Linked DNA regions of Homo sapiens: regions 1 and 3 are each linked to region 2. The links are chromatin loops, found by intact Hi-C in ENCODE. Cell type or tissue: PC-3. All regions are shown on one strand. Region 1 overlaps CWC15 (CWC15 spliceosome associated protein). Region 2 overlaps AMOTL1 (angiomotin like 1). Region 3 overlaps AMOTL1 (angiomotin like 1).

Region 1 (2,500 bases), 180 kb after region 2:
GATAACAGAAATTGATGACTTAATAGATCAAGGAAAAACAGATGGTGTGGAAGTCATTTAAAAAAAGTTATTATTTTAATAATCTAATTTTTCATACAGGTTACTGATACTTCATTTCAATATTCAAATGTAAACAATGAATTTCATTTTTATGAAGAAAAATAAAAATCAAAATGGGAGGTGAAAAGATCTAACTTGTAAGGAAATAGGAAAATTCCTTTATGTCACTGGTCAGAACTTAAATCAGGAACTATACATCACAGAACAGGTGGCTTTCTAAAAGCTATATATTTATTTGTAACAAATTATACCGATGCTTAAAGGGAAAAGATATTTCTCTGAAATACTAGAAAAATAGGAGCTTAAGTATACCATATATCCAAACTTATAATGTGTATGACATATAAAGGTTATGGACATTTTATGTTTGGAATATTATTTCCTTTGGGGTTACTGAATGATTGCCACACAGAGCACTAGGAAAAAAGGCATAAACTCTTTCTATATTCAAACAGCAGGCATACTATGTTTCATAATATAGGCTAGTCATCAGATGGCATGTAGGTCAAATCCTAACTAACTGTTTTTGTAAATATTTTATTGAAACATTGCCACACTTGTTCACTTATGTACTCTGTGGGTGTTTTTATGTTATAACAGTGGAGGTGAGTAGGTGTGATAGAGGCTCCATGACCAGCCAGCCTAAAATATTTACTACCTGGCCCTTTACAGAAAGGGTGCTGACCCCTGACAAGGGCTAAATGGTTTGAAAATCTTAAATTTGGAACATGGCAAAAACCAGCCAATAGAAAGGGAAACAGGGATAAAAGAAACTATCATTCAACCGCAAGAAATATCAACACATTTTAATACAGATATTAGATGAAACTCACAAAACTGCAAGGCCTTCTGTCTAAAATGTTTATCCTCCCTCAAGGTCAACCAAAAGCATTTAAATTGCTCATCTCTATGTGTCCAGAACTATTAGGCAAGCTAAAAAAATTTGGAACAATTGCCCTCTAGTGGTATGCAAGTGGGACTGGGAATGTTTTTATAATTCTTTGACTTTTAAAAACTAGATGTAAAAACTATAAGCTATTACAGGAATTATGCTCTCTTATACAAAACTTTGATGAGAATTGTATTTTGAAATGCTTTTCTTCTTCCAATCTGAATTCTAAGTCTTCAAAGTCTATCCCAAATTCTACCTGTTTTCTGAATTCTTCCCTGGCCCTCCTGATTCACATGAAGTCTACTTCCCTAGATTCCTGGTATTGACCATGCAGTATATTTTCTTACTTTCTTTTTTAAAAACAGAACAATTCTTGCCTCAAATAAAATTTTACACAGAAATCTATGAAAAAGCTGTGCTGCTCTGGTTGAAAACAGGGGCAGACAACCCTACCTGAATGTCTCACAATGTGTCAAATTTAACATGTTCAAAACAGAACTCATCAACTACCTCTTCTCTCTGCCTAAATATGGCAATTCTTTTGCATTCCCTGTATTGATGGCACCAACATTTACCTAGAAAGTGAGGGTCCTCTCTGCTGCTACAATCAATCAGTCACTATCTGTCAACTCAACCTCCTTTTTTATTTTTTCCTGCTCCCCTTCCCACTTTGACCTCCTTGATAATCAGCTTTATCAGCATCTAATTACTTACCTCAATTCCAACTCCTATCATACAAGCTAAGAGTCTCTTAATTGGGAGGATTACTGGAACAGCCTCCTAACTCAGTTTTTTTCCAATCCATCCTCCATATTTTGCCAGAGTAATCTTTCTAAAATGCGTATCCAGTTTTATCAATCTCCTGCTGAAATCAACCAGCTCTTCATGTCCTTTAGAAAAAATCTAGACTCCTTCAGTATTGTTTTGCAAACCTCTAATGCTCTGACTTGCACTTGCCTCCTCAGTTTCACCTCTTATTATCACTCTGGGTAATTTATTCAGAATTTTAACTATCTTTGAGTTTTATATTTTTTCCTCATATTGTGTAAACAGAGAGACTGTGGGGGCTCAGAGAAGTTAGGTAGCTTGACCTAGGTTATATAATATCTACTGACTGATTGCCTTAATAGTACCTAGGCAGTAGACAAGCAGAGAGATAATCTTTGTAGACCACAACTATATCTTGATCATCTTTGATTCTCCTGTCAATTAACAGATATCGACTAAATGTTGAACAAATGAATAAACAAGTAAATGACTAGCAAGCCTGTGAATATTACTCAGTGCATCTGAACTATTTGGAAAGAATTTCTTACATAACCAGGATACCTAGGATGTCATAAAAATAATCATTTATAGATCTACAAGTGCTATAATATTTAGACACGGTAAAGGAGATTTCTAATATAAGAAGATATTACTTATATTCAAAAAAATTTCTACCTTAGTGTATGTGAGAAGATAGATGTAAATATTTAATACTTTGGTTTTACCTTCCTGGCCTGCTCTTCAGCTCTTTCTTTTTTAATTTTTTCCAGTTCTGCAAGA
Region 2 (2,500 bases):
GGTGGCGCGCGCCTGTAGTCCCAGCTACACGGGAGGCTGAGGCAGGAGAATGGCGTGAACCCGGGAGGCGGAGCTTGCAGTGAGTCGAGATCGCGCCACTGCACTCCAGCCTGGGCGACAGAGCGAAACTCCGTCTCAAAAAAAAAAAAAAAAAAAAAAAAAAAAAAAAAAAAAAAAGATACAAAACAAAATGCTGTACTAGAATGAGAATCAGAACAATTGCTTAAAAAAATAAGTCTATCAGAGATTCTTGATTGTAAGAAGCACAAAGTGACGTTGGGTAACTTAAGCAAAAGAGAAATTTATTGGAAATATATCGGGCAGCTCACAAATTAATTGGAAGGCTCAGAAAATGGGCAGGAATCTAGGCAGATAGCCACTGGGAACCCAGCCAGAGATACGCTACTTGTCTTGTTAGGGTGAGGTCACCATAGAGACTGCTGCTGCTCCTGGACTCCAGGGGATAGTGCTATCGCAGGTAGTTTATCAACACCTTTTTGTCCTTGCATCATTTCCTCAAGATTCAGTGCACATCCAGTTGACTGAGCCTAGGTCGTTCTAACTGCTGGAACAGGGTTGGCTTCTGTAATGGAAGGTAGATAGAACCTGCCCCTAGACTTAGACAGTGAGTTCAGTGTTCCCTAACATTGAAAGGATTTACTTAGGTGACTATCAGGAAGGGAACATGGTAGGTAATAGTTGGAAGTTGAACTACCTAATCTCTAATTTATTTTCCAGCTCTAACATGTTAGGAAAATAATGTACTCATGCTTTTAACCCCCTTCTCCTTACCCATAACTAAGCTACGCTGAACTCTCTATTCCTTAAAGAGACAACACTTTCATAACCCAGTCCTATGCTTTTGTTTTTCCCATGTTGGGCCGATCTTCCCTCACTACCACCTTCTCCACACCCCACAGTGGATTAACATCCTCCTCATTTTCCCTCCGGTTCAATTTCAGCCCACATATCTCTTTCTCCTTGTCACTGAAGCTCTATGTCCCTTCCGTCAGTCAACAGGTAGTAATGATTACTCATGGAACTCCAAAGCAGTATGTTCCTTTAACATACTTTGCAATAAAAATGGGTAGTTGTGTGCACGTTGGTCTCTGGAACCAAATCGTAAAATCCTAAGGGCCAAGGACAGTCTTACTCATTTCTTGCTATTTATAGCTCCACTCACAGTGATCTCTTGGACTCAATTGTTACTTTAAAGGTTAAGCATGTGCTCTGCATTTTGGTTTATATTGATAATATCTCAAAGATTTTTAAGTAAGCATTACAAAGTTAAACTTCAGACAAGTTTGAAGTTATTCAACACACATTCCACTTTCAGAGAGAGTCTAAGTTAAATAGGTGTCGGGGTCTTGATTTCACTTGTTTTCTGGAACATATGGATTGGTCCAGGGTTTAGAATTCAAGTTTGATGCCCATTCAAAAGACCTGCCATGTAGGGGTTGGGAATCTTGTAAACCCCACCCCTCAACCCCCAACTCCAAACCTCGGGTTTCAGGTAATGGTTGCTTGGGGGAAAAGAGAGTGAGAAAGCATATTCCAGGGAGTGCTTTTAGTTTAGTGGTGGAGCTTACTGTTTCCTTTTTATTTATTTCTGTATTTTTATTTTTTGAGACAGAGTCTAGCTCTGTCACCCAGGCTGGAGTGCAGTGGCGCAGTCTTGGCTCACTGCAACCTTTGCCTCCTGGGTTCAAGTGATTCTCCTGCCTCAGCCTCCCGAGTAGCTGAGACTACAGGTGCCCGCCACCATGCCTGGCTAATTTTTGTATTTTTAGTAGAGACAGGGTTTCACCATGTTGGCCAGGCTGGTCTCGAACTCCTGACCTCAAGTAATCCACCCTCCTCGGCCTCCCGAAGTGCTGGGATTACAGGCTTGAGCCACCGTGCCCGGCACTGTTTCCTTTTTAAAAACATGTGTTGCATGCAGGTGTTTGGAGGAGGCACTGCTGCCTGTCAGTGCTGCCCTTAAGATTGTGAATCAGCTAATCCAGATGAGCTGGCTTGGTTTCACATGAGGACTCCTAAACAGGCTGGCCCTTATTTTTCAGGTACTGGTCATAGGTTCTCCAGCCCTTTTGAAAACATTGTTTCCAGGGTATCCTTCTCCTTGAGCGGAGTATTCGGCTCCCTAGAAAAACCTCGAGTTCTGCCGGAATCAGAAGGCTTGATGGCTTACATTTAACTTTGAGGCTGCTGGCACACTCAGCAAATTCCTTAGCTCTTTGAAAGGTAAGATAGAAGCCACAGAATTGTTTGTTGCTGTGGTTAAAATCTCTGTTATAAAGTTATAGGAGGTTATTGTAATCTAGACAGTGAAATTGTTTTTAAATCATTAGGAGGTTTTGGATTACATGTAGCTGGCAGAAAGCTTTGCCCGTTGGTGACATAACACCTGGGAGTTGTTCTGCAGTTAGTGGTCTCTTTGAGGAATGGGTCGCTGGCCTGTAGAGTTGAAAGCACTAGTATTTGCTGCATAGGGGAGAGT
Region 3 (2,500 bases), 57 kb after region 2:
TTGCATGGCCAAAGGGCAGAAGGCAGAAGTGATCCCATGAGACAGAATCAAGCAGAACTCATTTTTTAAATCAGTAGCCTATTCCCACAATAACCAACCTACTCCTACAGTAACAGCATTAATTCATTCATGAGGGCTGAACCCTCATGGCCTAATCACCTCTTAAAGGCCCCACCTCTTAATACTGTTACAATGAGGATTAAGTTTCTAACACATGAAATTTGGGGAACCATATTCAAACCATAGCAAACACCTATGTTTTACCTACCAAGCACTCCAGTGACTTAGACACTACTTGATCAAGCAGGCAGTAGCTGGACTCCTCTATCTCTCCAGCTACATGGGGTAGGGAAAAACTTCTCAAAAATCCGTTATATCAGAAAGCCCTAGAAATTAATTCCTATGTAGGAAGTGCTGGCTTACAGGTTTGCTGTCCTCAGAAGCCCCAGCCATAAGTGGGAGCACTGAATATGAAGCTGTAGCACAGCACATAGAGCCCTGACCTTATACACACATCCACCCTCAATGTTTCTTAACTGAAGTGGCTAAGATGGTAGAACAGGGTCGTCTGTCCCATGGATCAGCTGGCAGTTAGGCTTAGTGCTCAGATAGTAATCACAGAAACAGTTTCAGCAGGGTGTCCACTTGGAACCTTACCCAGAACTGACAAAGGAGAAGGGTAAGACAGAAAGGGGACATCTTTGAATTATTAGGCCTATTTCTACTTTCTACCACTTGTGTTCTTTCCTCAAGCAAGGGAGACTAACGTACGGGTGGAGACACAAATGGGACCACCATTCGACATTGTACAAGTGTCATAGCTTGTTTTGCTTCAGTTTTCTATTCGTCAAATGGGGCTTATGTGAGGATTATATGTTGTAAAGCTCTTGGAACAGTAGCTGGGACATGGTAAGTCCCCAGGAATATATGTTAGCTCTTGTTGTTATTTATCAAGTATAGTACTATGTGCCAAGTCCTGTGGTAGGCATTTTATGGGTACTTATTTTAATCCTCACCCGCAGTTCTGCAAAATAGATCTTGTGAGCTTCATTTGAGGAGATGGAGTCTCAGAGAGGTAAAGTCATGTGTCCAAGGTGAGCTGCTATGTGAAGGTGCCAAAGTCAAACCAGGTCGGCCTGGCCACACAGCCTGTGCCATCACTGTGGTTTCAAGAGTAAACAGTGTATGAGCAGACATCCTTCTATGTAAATGGGACCAGAGCCATCAAGCTAAACAGCTCCCTGCGCCACACAGTTCAGGGTAGTTCATATCCACTGAGTAAACAGACCATTCTGGGCAAGAATTCCCTTGTGTCAACTTGCCTGTTCTAGGAATTCTCAGTATATATATTGGAGCCCTACCAAAAATTCATCACGAGACTTGTCTTTCTTGAGATCCATCCTAAGAGGCTTAGCTAATAAACTGAAGGGCCTTCTTATGAGGTGGTTTCACCATGGGACTCTCCCTTGTTATCTCCCGAAGGATGACTTCTTTGAGTGAGTCTGATACACTTCATGGTCCCCATGTCTCCAAGAGTTGGGGAGCATAGCTAGCCCACCTTGTAGGCTCACTGCCTTGATACCCCATCTTCCTCACTCCCTGCCCTGAATTAGCTGTCCTTCCTGTGTTCTCATAGCACCCTGTGCATGCATCTGTTAGAGCACCTTGTCACATTGCCTTTGCCCATGTCCTTACGTCTTTTCCCACCAGATCAAGTGCAGAATGCTACATCCTACTCACCTCATAGCCCTAGAATTTATCATGCTTCCTGTAACAACAATAATAACCAGTGTTATCGAAGTTGACATTCATCGGGAACTTACTATATGCCTTTTGAAATAGGTACTATTGTGATGCTTACTTTTAAAGGCAGAGAAGCTGAAGCACAGAGAGGTTTGTTTACTACCTCAGTCACAGAACCATAAGTGGAAGAGCTGGGTGTGAACCCAGGCAGTACTCTGATGCCTCTGAGTAGTAGATGCTTCATTAGTTAATATTTGTAAATGGATACACATGTGAATGTAATTGCTATGTTTTCAGAGATATATGACCTGTGACATAACTTAAATCTGTGCAATAGTAAACTGTGTTATAATGGGGCTCTTCTATCCCTATGTGTGCTTGGAGAGGAGGGGCAGTACAGGGCTGTGTTTGGGAACACACATTAGATATAAATGCAACTTCTATTTCTGCCATTGATGATCATCACCTCTGTGGGCAAGTTACTTACCCTTTTTTTTAGTGGCATTTTCCTCAGCTGGAAAATAAGAATTATGGTGCCTACCTCATACAGTAAACTTAGAATAAAGAGACTACTATAAGTAACCATTCCTGGAACACAATACTTATTCAACAAACATGGGAAGATATTGTTACTACTATTATCATGAGCATTGTTTTTAAAACTTTATAATTGACAACACTACTTCCTATCAGTGGACAAGCAGTTCTGAACCAGTGTGAGTGATACTAAATGGTACTGCTGGAGCTTGAAGTCTAA

Evidence for each region. A loop is a pair of places that touch in the nucleus more often than their neighbours do. Peaks named below come from ENCODE experiments on the same cell type or tissue, not always from the same donor. Only the 100,000 strongest peaks of a DNase experiment are listed, where the experiment ranks them.
Region 1: a loop joins it to region 2, with 12 times the contacts of the local background. A loop is called at or near these places in 5 of 110 quality-filtered maps.
Region 3: a loop joins it to region 2, with 4 times the contacts of the local background. A loop is called at or near these places in 16 of 110 quality-filtered maps.

Annotation. Positions count from the first base shown.
Region 1 is chr11:94,967,544-94,970,043 of GRCh38, forward strand. CWC15 (CWC15 spliceosome associated protein) reads right to left here. Exons shown (of 7, transcript NM_016403.4): 5 at 2,446-2,500. Among named protein-coding and RNA genes, the nearest start is that of CWC15, 4.8 kb to the right of the region's middle. In PC-3, CTCF peaks have their summits at 1,017 (motif pointing left) and 1,218; no DNase peak of the experiment used is centred here.
Region 2 is chr11:94,787,551-94,790,050 of GRCh38, forward strand. All of the region lies in intron 1 of AMOTL1 (angiomotin like 1), which reads left to right. Among named protein-coding and RNA genes, the nearest start is that of AMOTL1, 20 kb to the left of the region's middle. RefSeq lists enhancers at 1,306-1,806, 1,807-2,307. In PC-3, no CTCF peak of the experiment used is centred here; a DNase peak (open chromatin) is centred at 1,071; H3K4me3 peaks cover 1,023 bases; H3K27ac peaks cover 2,500 bases.
Region 3 is chr11:94,844,577-94,847,076 of GRCh38, forward strand. All of the region lies in intron 6 of AMOTL1 (angiomotin like 1), which reads left to right. Among named protein-coding and RNA genes, the nearest start is that of AMOTL1, 77 kb to the left of the region's middle. In PC-3, no CTCF peak of the experiment used is centred here; a DNase peak (open chromatin) is centred at 1,225; H3K27ac peaks cover 346 bases.